Regions from separate parts of the Homo sapiens genome. Here all the other regions are linked to region 1. The links are chromatin contacts, found by Hi-C or POLR2A ChIA-PET in ENCODE. All regions are on one chromosome and are shown on one strand. The core of a region is the stretch at or near the end of the contact, and the rest is flanking DNA. Distances in the headings are between cores, read along the strand shown.

Region 1 (2,844 bases), core at 93-2,592:
TTTACGTGTTAAGAGCACAGTGCACAGTGACCTCTCCCATGACTGAGAGAAGTAAAATTCACATGTAAGTAGTAGTGGCCACAAAAACTTGGAAAGACAGGTCTTTTCCAACAGATATTCAGGTCTCAGAGACAATCTGAAGAGTTTGACGGACTCTTTCCTTGACCAAAGTTTAATCAGGCTTAAGTCCTCTTCTTCAGCAGGCCTCCACCCTGGTCCCCTGACCACTCACCCCGAACCTTTGGCCTGCCCAGCTCTATTTTAGCAAGAACCCTGCTAAGTTAGGTTAGAGAGAAATCACCACCCTTGATATCTGATCACCCTGGATATCTGATCAAATTTCTCATTCCCCCACCCTTGATATCTGATCGCCCTAGCCTGCCTTCAGCAAGAATCCTGTTAAGTGGGTTCAGCAAGAATCCCTCTAGGTGCTTGATGTCTCGTATCAGTAACTTTCCATCTACTGACCCCTTCGTTCTGCTCCTTGGCTATACATCCCCAGCTGTCCTTACTGTATTCCGTGTTAGACCTCATCTCTCCCCCCAGTGTGATCATCTTTACACCTATAGCAATAACCCTGTATAAAGTCTTCCTTACTGTTTTAACAAGTGTCAGAATAATTTTTTCTTCAACAAGTTCTCAACAAAAACCCATACCCAGAATCTTTTTCTGGAATGAAAAGGGCTTCAGGGCTTCTCAGGTCACTTTTGTTGTATTGCCCACAGAGCTGAGAGTAAACAACTCCTTTGGACGTTTTGGAGAAGAAAGGTCCTTCTATACACCCACTTCATCCAAGGAATTACATGCTTGGGATATTAAGCAACAGCTACAAAAATCAGGAAGTTCCTTCTCCATGTATATGACGAAGTTCTGGACAGGAGCCCGCTGCCAGAATACGAATACTCTTCCCCAAAGACCCCTCCTCATGCCCCTACACGCTCTTGCCGGTCTAGCCTTTCATTGCCTGAAGCACGGCGAGAACGCCTGGAGAGCTCGTCCAAGCAAGTGCAACCCGCTGGTGACTGCAAATGAGCACATGGAACTGTGCGCCCACGCTACGCTCGGTTAAAATCAATCTGGGCTCTTCCTGCCTCGTCCACGCCGAGGTCACACGCAGCACTGGAAGCGGCCTGCATCGGGCGGGGCGGGGAAGGCCGAGGGCACGGCTACCCAGGCCCGCCAGGGACTGCCCGGACCGGCCGGAAGCCGCGCCTAGAGGAGGGCCCCGGAGCTCGCGCGGGCGCCGTCCCCCGGCGCCGCCGAGGCCTGCTGACATCAGCCGCGCTCCTCCCCTCGCCTCCCAACACCCTCAGCTCCGGGCCGGACCCTCCCTCCTCCCACCACGTGTCCTCCCCGCTCCCTCCCGAGGGGCCGCGCGCACGGGAGGACGGAGAGGCGGAAAGGATGGCGCTGTGACAGCCGGGCCGGAGCCCTCGCGTCCCCACCCCGCGCCCTGGCCGCTGGGCCCGGCGGTGAGTGCGCGCGGGCGGGGGCGGCGGCGGCGCGGCCCCTCCCCCGGGTCCCGGGCGGCTGGGCCGCGGCAGAGGCGGGGGCGCCGAGGCTGCGCCGCCGCCGCCGCCGCCTTTGTTGCGGGCCCGCCGGGGAGGCGGGCGGCGCCGGCTCTCGCCGCCCGGCAGGTGCGCTGGGGCCGGGAGGGGGCCAGGTGGGGAGGCGGGCCGGGCGGAGGGGGCAGCGGAAGCGCTCCCGGCGCGGTTCCGCGGAGAAAGGGAAATGGGGCAAGATGGCTGGAGAAATCCGAACGCGCCCGGGGGCGCGGCGGCGGTGGCGCAGGCGGGGCAGGGCGGGCGGCGGCCCTGGTTGCGGCACCTTAGCGCGGGGAGGCGGCCCCTCCCACCTCTGCCCCGGAGCCGGCAGGGAGACCGCCGCCAAGTTCGGGCCCCAGCTGCAGGCATCTGAAGCCTAGACCCATCCATGCCGCGTTCGCCTATCTTTTTTGGAAATATCGAAGGAACCGACTTTGAACTCCAGAGGGATCTTTTCTTTGGAGGTTCCCCGATGCAGCCCTCAAGATGCATCCGCACTCCACACCTAGGAATTGCCCGCGCCCATAGAGGGCAGGAGTGCGGCCCTTTGTACTGGCCAAGAGTCAGCGAATAGAGAATTTGCAGCCCAGAGGCAATGGGTTATTTCCCTGTCGGGGTGGGCCCCAGCCGATTTCTGCACCTTTTTGGGTATCCAGGCATAACCCTCACTATGTTTCACTGACTCCTGCGTTTGCAAAGTCCCTTAAGGTAGAATGACCCTATTTTCTGAACCAGCTCGTGGACAGAACCTTTGAATTTGGAAAATCCAGGCAATGGGCCTACTGAGCCAACCGCTCCGCCCATGCTTAACTGGCTTCTAGCACCCATTCCAGTTGAGTAAGTGTCCAATCTGTGTTCAGACACCTTCACTGATAGGAAATCAGCACCTTTCCCCTGCCTCTGATTCCTGTTTGGGTGGCACTGGCTGTGAGAAAGTACTGCCTTTCTCACTGCTTAAAACCTTTTCCAGGAGTATTTATCCACTGGCCGGCCTCTGTTCTGCCGTCCAGTCTCTACAAACCAGTCTGGGTTCTCTTCCCCAGATAGCTTTTTAAATATTTGAAGGCAGCCAGATACGTTATCTACCCACAGCCTCTCTTATCATAATTAAACATGTCACCCTGTAGCTTCCTGGCCGACTCTTGTTTCCTTACTTCCCTCCAGCGGGAACAGTGCTTGGGGCTAAAGAGGTTTGTATGTGGCTCAGCCTCCCCCATCATAGGCTTTGGGGAGGTCACAGTGACACCTGGTTTTTCTGAACCTGAATCTTGCTTGCAGAGATGGAGTCCACAGCCTACCC
Region 2 (2,700 bases), core at 51-2,550, 1.0 Mb before region 1:
TGTTTTTGTTTTTTGACACAGGCTCTGGCTCTGCTGACCAGGCTGGAGTGCAGTGGGGAGATCATGGCTCACTGCAGCCTCGATTTCCCTGGCTTGAGAGAAAATTATTTTTTTCAAAATAATCTTCAATTTAAGGTAATTTACTAAGTTTCAAAAGATAATGCTATTGACGTAAATTCTGTTTTAGATTGTAGGCCCCATCAGCTCATTGATACTAGTCCCAAGTTCACAGGAGAAGAGACTGGAAGTTACTAGGCTAGTCCTGCCTCTCTCAGGTGTGTCCCAGCAAAACTTTTCTTTCCAGTTTCAGCGCTTTAGAAACCTTTTCTCTTCAAACACTAATACAGGGCCTAGACTGTACCAGCACTGTTCTGAGAACTTTACATACACTAATTCATTTAATTCTCACAAAAATCCTGGGATGTAATTGCCATTATTATTCCCATTTAACAGATAAGAACACTGAAGCACAGAGAGATTAAGTAACTTGCTCAGGGACCTGGATGTGAATGCAGAAATCTGGCTCCAGAGGTGGAGTCTGAAACTGCCTTTCTAAGTGACTGATTGCCAATCTCTGGAAAACCGTTCAATTGAAGATATTAATGGATCAAAATGTCAGTATGTTTTCAGATACCCTAACTCCATAGGAAGCTCAGTGTATGGGATGAGATACTGTGGTTTAGAAGGGAATTGCTTTTCCAACGGAGGGCACCCTTCAGATAAGCCCCTCAAATTGCCCTTCACTAGAGAGTCGCACGAGGACAGGCCTGCTAAAAAGGATGGCGCTGGGGGGTTTCCAAGACAGGAAATATCTAAAGCCAGCGGCTGACATATTATCTTGGCGAACGGGAGAAGGGAAAAAGAACCCTCATTTTTTGGAAACACAAGTTTTTAGCCTGGATAATGGGTAAATGACATTAACTCTTCGTTCCACACTAATCTTTCAAGCTTGTTCAAATTTTGCTTCTCAAACCTGGGCCATTCCTTCTTATCTAATCTGCCTATTATTTCCTTCAAGCTTTTTATCCCTTCTGAAAATAGGTGGTAGCATACCAAATTAAAATACAGAACAGCCTGTTTCTTTCCCCCAGGGTCCACTAGGGCGCGTCGGAGAAAGGGTTAACCGGGCGGGTGGGAGGGAAGGTCGGGCTCACACCTTTCGCAGAGACCTCGGGCGGCGGCGGGGCCCGGGAGGGGCGGAGGCTGGGGCCAGACGCCTCGCCGCCTCCGCCTCGGCGAATAGCAGCGCGCTGCCCGCCCGGATTGGAGCAGCAGCATCACGCTGACCTCTGCCTGGGATGTAAACCGGACCAGCCGCTGCGGGCAAAGGAAGGCTCTTGGCTCCTTCGGGAAACCCAGCCCCGTCACCGGGCTCCGAGCGGCTCGCAGGCGAGCGACAGCGGCCTCAGCCCCGGCAGCGCCCAGCGGCGGCTGCGGAAAGCGGAGGGAGTCCGACGCGGGCGCGGGCGGGGAGCGTGCGTCCGTTCGCACAGGCAGCGGGAGGAGGGGCGGCGCGAACCATGGCCGGGGACAGCGAGCAGACCCTGCAGAACCACCAGCAGCCCAACGGCGGCGAGCCCTTCCTTATAGGCGTCAGCGGGGGAACAGCTAGCGGCAAGGTACGGCGGGGCCCGGAGCCGCGCTCCCTTCCCGGCTTCTGTCCCTGGGCGGCGCATGTGGCCGGCGGCCGCGGGCCGTGTCAGTTGCGGCAGCCACCGCGTGGCCCGCGCGCCTCCGCTCCCGGCCGCGCTCCAGCGCCGAGTGCGCCCCGCGCGGCCTGGGGGCGCTGCGGCGGGGGCAGGCGAAGACTCGGGCCTTGGGGGTTCCGGGGGTACGCGGCCACGATCGCAGGGCGGGAGTGCTCCTCCGGCTTTTCTCCCCCCGCGTTAATAACTCGTGGCCGGGGTCCTATGGGGGAAGGGCAGGGAAGCGGATGCTTATTGTTTTGCAACTCCAGTGTCGGGGGAGAGGGCTTTCCGCAGGATCCCCCACTAACCCCCGATGGACTCCCTCAAGCCCCGGTCTGGCACAGACGTGCTCGCCCCGCGGCGCAGCCTGGTGCCGAGGGCGGAGCGAGCCGGGAAGCGCGGCCGAGAGGGCGAGGGTGGCGGGAACGCGCGAGGCGGCATCCCGGGGAAGGGGAGCCCAGTGTGGGGCTGCACGCAAGGGCTGGGGATTACAGGGGTTTCCGGGTAAAAGTCTGAGAGCCAAATAGGTGCCGTGACATCAATGAAACGATAATAGTAGGGGCTTCTGTTTTTTAAGGTTATAAGAGGAAACGTGGTCGGCTTCAATGAGAAAGTTGTACTGGCTCCAAGCTCTTCGGTGTCCAGGACGTACGCGTCTTGGATCCACGGAAGGGGGTCATCGTATGGGTGTCTGACCCTCTTAGGAGCCTGTTTCCTTTGTTTTATCCGCAAGGCAAGGAGAGACAAGGGAAATGACTTCCTAGCTTTACCCGGGGTTTTTTCTGCAGGTGGAGAAGGGTGGAGTCCTCCCAGATGGTTCTTTCTTTGCTCCCCTAACAGCCTTTAAGATGTGGCTACTTGTTTTTCCCACCGTTTAACACCCTCCAACTTCATTTGGAGCACGGGTTCCTCAAGGGATCCTGAGAGCTGGGTGCTGGGTGCTGGTTTGGAGAGGCAGGATGATGCTTCTCCCGGCTGGGGAGAGCAGAGCAGGAAGGCTGGTTGGCGCCAT
Region 3 (2,771 bases), core at 138-2,637, 1.2 Mb before region 1:
AAAGATGGACTAATTTTAATTATCGAAATTTAGACACCCAAATGAGCATTGTCTTTCAAAGGACTCCCTATAGCTACATATCTAATTCCAAGTGACGCTGCCACACTGATCAGAACGTTCATGGAATTCCTCTTTGGAATCACTTTCCAAGTTACATAAGAAAACCAGTACATTCTTTAACAGTCATATTTTTTTCTTTTTCTTTTTAAATTCCAAAACGGGGTGTCTAGCTAGATCAGTTGGTAGAGCATAAGACTCTTAATCTCAGGGTCATGGGTTTGAGCCCTACGTTGGGCGCTGTGTTTCCCAGCATTTTGGGAGGCCGAGATGGGCAGATCACTTGAACTCAGGAATTCGAGACCAGCCTGGCCAACATGGCAAAACCCCGTCTCCACAAAAAAATACTAATATGAGCCAGGTGTGGTGGCGCATGCCTGTAGTCCCAGCTACTTGGGAGGCTGAGGTGGGAGGATCACTTGAGCCTAGGAGGTGGAGGCTGCAGTGAGCTGAGAGCGCCACTGCACTCCGGCCTGGGTGACAGAGTGAGACCTTGTCTCAAAAAAAGAAAGAAAGAAAGAAAAGAAAAGAAAATGGCACCAACCAGCTTATTGATCTACTTAGTTCCAGATGCTTTTTGACTATTTGCTAAAATGTGTACATACATGCATACATAAAAATAAAATAAAAACGACTCGGGAAAGGAAAATATTTTTACACTGAGGATACCCAAGAATGCCGGGTACATTCTCCCACTTTCCCTTTTTGTCTGCTTATTACCCACTTCCTCCAGCAGTACCCTCCACCTTCTGACAGAAAACCAGGTCTCTTCTCTGTAAACCAAGGTGGTTCGAAATGAGATGGTGGGAATGTCCCTTACAACGGCCAGCCCCAATCCCACCGGGAGTAACTTCGACATATTCCTTTACTCTTTCTGCTTCTTTTAACATATCTGAAAATGGAAAGTAGGTAAACTGCACCTACTTCCTCAGAAGGTGGAAGGGATTCGTGGTGTAATCTCTCTACGTGGGCGGAAACACACTGTAAGCACCCAAATAACAAAATGTAAATGTCTAGCAAGTATATAAAAAAACATCAGGAAAGGTTTTTTGTTTGTTTTTGTTTTGTTTTGTTTTTGTTTTTGTTTTTCATATAAAAGGCCAAAAGTAGGGAAGTGACAGAAAGGCTGATTGCCGACCTTTTCAGAGCTTACTTATTTTAAACAATTACACTGACTCATAAAATAAAAGTATTTCTTGTGCCCCGGTCAAAAGCAAGTGGATTTTTACTTTAAGGGTGAATAATAAGAATGCTTTGGGGATGACGAATAAAAGGGCTTCCCCCGGCTAGCCGAGGCGGAGCCATCGGGGATATACCATCTCTCCTCGTCGATCTGGAAGGCTTTCTGAAGGAACTGGGGTTTGTGTCCCTGGCACGCCCGGGACCTGCGTGGGGCTCAGCGCGCTGCCAGGCGACCTCAGCAGCCCAGAGCTTCAACGGTTGCTGTGGCAACAGGCCGCCCAGAGCAGCAGTCAAAGTCCCTGCGTGAGCGACTGCACTTCCCAAGCGCGGAGAGTCTGCCCAATGAGTTCCGCCCTCTCTAGCGCGCTTTCTGTGATCCACCAATCAGGCTCTGCCACGCCCGAGCTGAGTGGTCAGCTTGCCTGGGAGGGCGGGGTTAGGGTGCAGAAACAGGACGGAGAAGGGGGCTGTATTTCCCCTGGCGTGTGAAATGGATGTTAGTGACTAAAGCTCAATTTTCCAGTTAAGGGAGGAGCCGAGACTTTTAAGTCGAGTGTTCCTGTGGGGCCAAAAGGATGGTTTCAGAGAAATCCCAGGAAGTGAGAGTGCTGGGATATGCGAGGGGCCCACGGAGCCCTCCCCTGCGTGTCTGAGATCACACCCTGCGGGTACCCTGCCGTCGTGTGCTGAAGGAGGTGACTGGATCTCGACTCCAGAGTTTGCTCCTGAGATCGAAAAACAAAACAACCCAATAATAGTAATGACAGCCCTGGGTGGGGACAGTTGCAGCAGGTCTCATGAGAAACTCACTAATTTTGTAGGTTCAGGGAAGGCGTGGGCATGTTGGTGAAGTAAGGTTCTGAGTGGAAGAAGAAAATGCTGCTTCTGGGGAAGAGAATACCGTCAGAAGGAAGGAAAGAAAGGAGGGAGTGGGAGGGGAGGGGAAATCAAGGGAGAGGAGAAGAGGGGAGGAGGGAAGGTGAGGTGAGGTGATTGGTATTCTGCCAATCCCATTCTGCACACTAGTGAGACCTAGCAAGGACTAGAGTTTCAGGGGGAAAATACGAGAATAATGAAAGATAACAGAGAGGAAAGAAAAAAGAAATAATTGAAAAGTTTGAAAGAAGAAAGACAACAGCTGAACCAATGGAGGTGAAAATAGAAGGAAATGAAAATTCTGCAAGCTTTTGTTTCATGGATAAAAGGACTGTATTTTCTGGTCCATTATCAGGATACAAGATGGAAAAAAAAGCTATTGAACTTGTGGAGAAAGTGGCTGGTTTAAATTAGTCCTGTCCCTGAAAATCCAAGCTGCGTGTTTGTCAGTCTTATGGCTGATTTAACTCATAGGCCCAGGAGAGAAAGGATAGAAGGAAGCCTGAATGACCAGCAAAGAATCTGCATCCAATCAACACTCAGAGCATGTATGCTACATTCTTCAGAAACCTTCAGGAGTCATAGACTGTGGTCAGTTCTTCGTCAGAATTATTTTAGATTTACTTCAGTTGTTTTTTCATCAAATGCACATAAAA
Region 4 (2,705 bases), core at 109-2,608, 1.1 Mb before region 1:
TTAAGCACTGGATTAAAAAGTTTTATTTCAGCAAGATGAATAAATTGTGGAGAGCTCACGTAGACCATGGTGACTATGGTTACCAATACTGCATCATATACTTGAAATTTGCTAAAAGAATAGATCTTAAATATTTCACTATCCAAAAAAAGCCATTAACTATGCAGAAGCAATGGATAATTAGATTGACCGTGGTAACCATTTTGCAAGGTATACATACATTACAACACGTTTTACACCTTAAGTATATACAATTTTTATTTGTTAATTATACTTCAATAAAGCTGGGGAAGAAAGTACTGAATAAAGGTGGGGTTTTTTCCTTTCCCAATTCTGATTAATGTGCAGAAATATTTTAATATTAGAATGTGGAGACAAAGTCCTCATTCGTAGTCATTAGAAACTATCTGTGAGCGTTCCTTCATTCCCAGCACAAATGATTATCTTCCCCACAACCCCGCCCCGTTCTTTTAGAATTCCTCTCCTATGCACACATTTGAAGACAATAATACATCAGTCCTGGTTTTAAAAGGGGGAACAGTTGGCTGGGCTTGGTGGCTCACGGCTGTAATCCCAGCACTTTGGGAGGCTGAGGCGGGAGGATCACCTAAGCTCAGGAGTTCGAGACCAGCCTGAGTAACATGCTGAAAACCCGTCTCTACTAAAAATACAAAAATTAGCCGGACATGGTGGTGGGAGCCTGTAATCCCAGCTACCAGGGAGGCTGAGGCGGGAGAAGCACTTGAGCCCGTAAGGTAGAGGGCGCAGTGAGCTCTGAGATGGTGCCCCTGCACTCCAGCCTGGGCGACAGAGTGAGACCCTGTCTCAAAACAAACAAAAAACAAACAAACAAACAAAACAAACAAAAAAGGAAGTTAACAGAGGCACGACTTCCCCCACCAGTACTTTGCGAACTCTGTTCTGGCCCGGGTAAAACAACTCACGATCCTACCACGCAACTCATCAGCTTTGCTTTTCCTCCCTACCCATCCCTGCCCGGAGGCACTCGCGTTGCCCCAGAATCGCTAGTTGCCTACACACACAACCTTAGACTCTCCACTGTCACTGTCTTGTGCTCAAGTCAACGCTGCAGAACACAGGAAACGGGGGCTGGCCGGGAAATCCGCGCATCCGGCCCCAGGGCGCCCCAGCCTCCCCGGCTCGTTGCAGTTACCGGTTGCTGGCTCGAAAGCTTTCTCGGTACCGGAGGCGTCCGCCGGCTCCACGCGGGCCCCGCCGCGGTAATTGAGCGGCTGCGACACGACGAAGGTGCCAGTGCTCATGGCGGCGACAGGAGAGGGCCGAAGACTGCGAAGAAGCGGGGAGAGCGCGGCCAGGCCTGCTCGGAGAAACATGAGTGGCGGACGCAGCTCCGCGGCAGAGGCTGACGGGCCGCGGGAGGGGCGGGGCCGCGGGAGGGGCGGGGCCGCGGGATCGGTTCTAGGAGATTTTAGGGGCAGTCACTCGATTCCTCTGCGGTCCAGGCCAGGCCCTCCCCTCGCCAGGAGGGTGGAGCAAGACACCACATTCTCCCCACCACCCCGCCATACCCCACACAGTCTCCAGGCGGGAAGAGGACTTCCTTCTTCGTGATCAATATTTGCGTAGCACTTTGCAAGTGTTTTCGGGTTCATCATTGCATGTAAGCATCCTAGGATCCCATTCTTAATCCTATCGCCTGAAGAAGGCAGAGGATTGGAGTGCCAAGAGTCTTTGGTGGTTACTTCACTGCTAAACCACCGTTTCTGTAATTGTATAATGCTTTTTAAAGGGTGACAGTAAAAAGCAAGGGGACTGTGAACGAGATAGATGATATTGTGATCTGAAACTGCTTTTTAAATTCTTAAAGAGAGACTGGGCGCTGTGGCTCTCACCAAGGCTGGAGGATCGCTTGAGCCCAGGAGTTTGCGGGCAACAGAGAGAGATCCCGTGTCTATAAAAAAATAAAATAAAAATAATAAAAATTGGGCCGGGCGCGGTGGCTCACGCCTGTAATCCTAGCACTTTGGGAGGCCAAGGCGGGCAGATCACCTGAGGTCAGGAGTTCGAGACCAGCCTGACCAAAATGGTAAAACCCCGTCTCTACTAAAAATACAAAAATTAGCTGGGTGTGGTGGCGGGCGCCTGTAATCCCAGCTACTTGGGAGGCTGAGGTGGGAAAATCGCTTGAACCCGGGAGACGGGTTGCAGTGAGCCGAGACTATGCCATTGCACTCCAGTCTGGGTGACAAGAGTGAAACTCAGAAAAAAAAAAAATTATCCAGGTGTGGTGGCACACGCCTGTGGCCCCAGGTACTTGGGCGGCTAAGGTGGGAGGATCCCCTGAGCCCCGGGGGTCCAAGCTTGCAGTGAGCTATAATCGTGCCACTGCACTCAGGCCTGGGCAACAGAGCGAGACCCTGTCTCAAAATAAATAAATTCTGAAGGAGCAATGTAAATGCTATTAATGACAAATATTGATAGAAACAGAAGCCTAACATACAGAATACGAAGAGCAAAGGCCACAGGAAAAAGTGTCAGGAAACAAAATGCCTTCTGTAAGACAAAGCAGCCACCCAGAGGCACTCACAGGTCTGTCAGCTGAGGGATCTTGCACAAAGGTTCATTCTTCTCACCAAACTTCCATGCACCTCCAGTAGAGACTTTGACAAACAGAAAGTAATTGGCAATTTGGACATTTCTTTTAGGATTGTTTCTCTTCTGGG

The links. A loop is a pair of places that touch in the nucleus more often than their neighbours do. ChIA-PET counts read pairs that join two places held with the same protein, here RNA polymerase II (POLR2A). Pooled maps may share reads with other maps.
Region 2: a loop to region 1 is called in a map of endothelial cell of umbilical vein, with 6 times the contacts of the local background. The contact joins the promoter of UCK2 here to the promoter of POGK in region 1. A Hi-C loop is called at or near these places in 1 of 168 maps with a recorded cell type or tissue (endothelial cell of umbilical vein), 1 of 37 single-sample maps with no recorded cell type and 11 of 50 pooled maps. POLR2A ChIA-PET finds 5 or more read pairs at or near these places in 3 of 52 experiments (MCF 10A, WTC11 and activated CD4-positive, alpha-beta T cell).
Region 3: a loop to region 1 is called in a map of ascending aorta, with 7 times the contacts of the local background. The contact joins the enhancer-like site here to the promoter of POGK in region 1. A Hi-C loop is called at or near these places in 1 of 168 maps with a recorded cell type or tissue (ascending aorta) and 9 of 50 pooled maps. POLR2A ChIA-PET finds 5 or more read pairs at or near these places in 2 of 52 experiments (MCF 10A and Panc1).
Region 4: a map of CD8-positive, alpha-beta T cell shows a loop between it and region 1 (12-fold over the local background). The contact joins the promoter of ALDH9A1 here to the promoter of POGK in region 1. A Hi-C loop is called at or near these places in 1 of 168 maps with a recorded cell type or tissue (CD8-positive, alpha-beta T cell) and 9 of 50 pooled maps. POLR2A ChIA-PET finds 5 or more read pairs at or near these places in 1 of 52 experiments (MCF 10A).

What each region holds. Positions count from the first base shown.
Region 1 is chr1:166,838,133-166,840,976 of GRCh38, forward strand. It overlaps POGK (pogo transposable element derived with KRAB domain), which reads left to right and starts at 1,343. Exons shown (of 6, transcript NM_017542.5): 1 at 1,343-1,472; 2 at 2,823-2,844. The coding sequence starts at 2,825. RefSeq lists silencers at 1,099-1,528, 1,629-1,868.
Region 2 is chr1:165,826,314-165,829,013 of GRCh38, forward strand. It overlaps UCK2 (uridine-cytidine kinase 2), which reads left to right and starts at 1,301. Exons shown (of 7, transcript NM_012474.5): 1 at 1,301-1,619. The coding sequence starts at 1,521. RefSeq lists silencers at 1,090-1,339, 1,420-1,899, 1,960-2,189 and an enhancer at 1,655-2,208.
Region 3 is chr1:165,596,689-165,599,459 of GRCh38, forward strand. It overlaps the pseudogene TRK-CTT13-1. Among named protein-coding and RNA genes, the nearest start is that of LRRC52-AS1, 16 kb to the left of the region's middle. Within about 2 kb of position 1,388, at least 30 of the 41 ENCODE cell types and tissues checked have a DNase peak (open chromatin) inside an H3K27ac peak, as active enhancers do; they include ascending aorta, where a contact is called at or near this core.
Region 4 is chr1:165,697,204-165,699,908 of GRCh38, forward strand. ALDH9A1 (aldehyde dehydrogenase 9 family member A1) reads right to left here and starts at 1,359. Exons shown (of 11, transcript NM_000696.4): 1 at 1,175-1,359. The coding sequence starts at 1,355. It also overlaps the pseudogene CA14P1. RefSeq lists enhancers at 1,095-1,324, 1,168-1,750, 1,615-1,794 and a silencer at 1,355-1,544.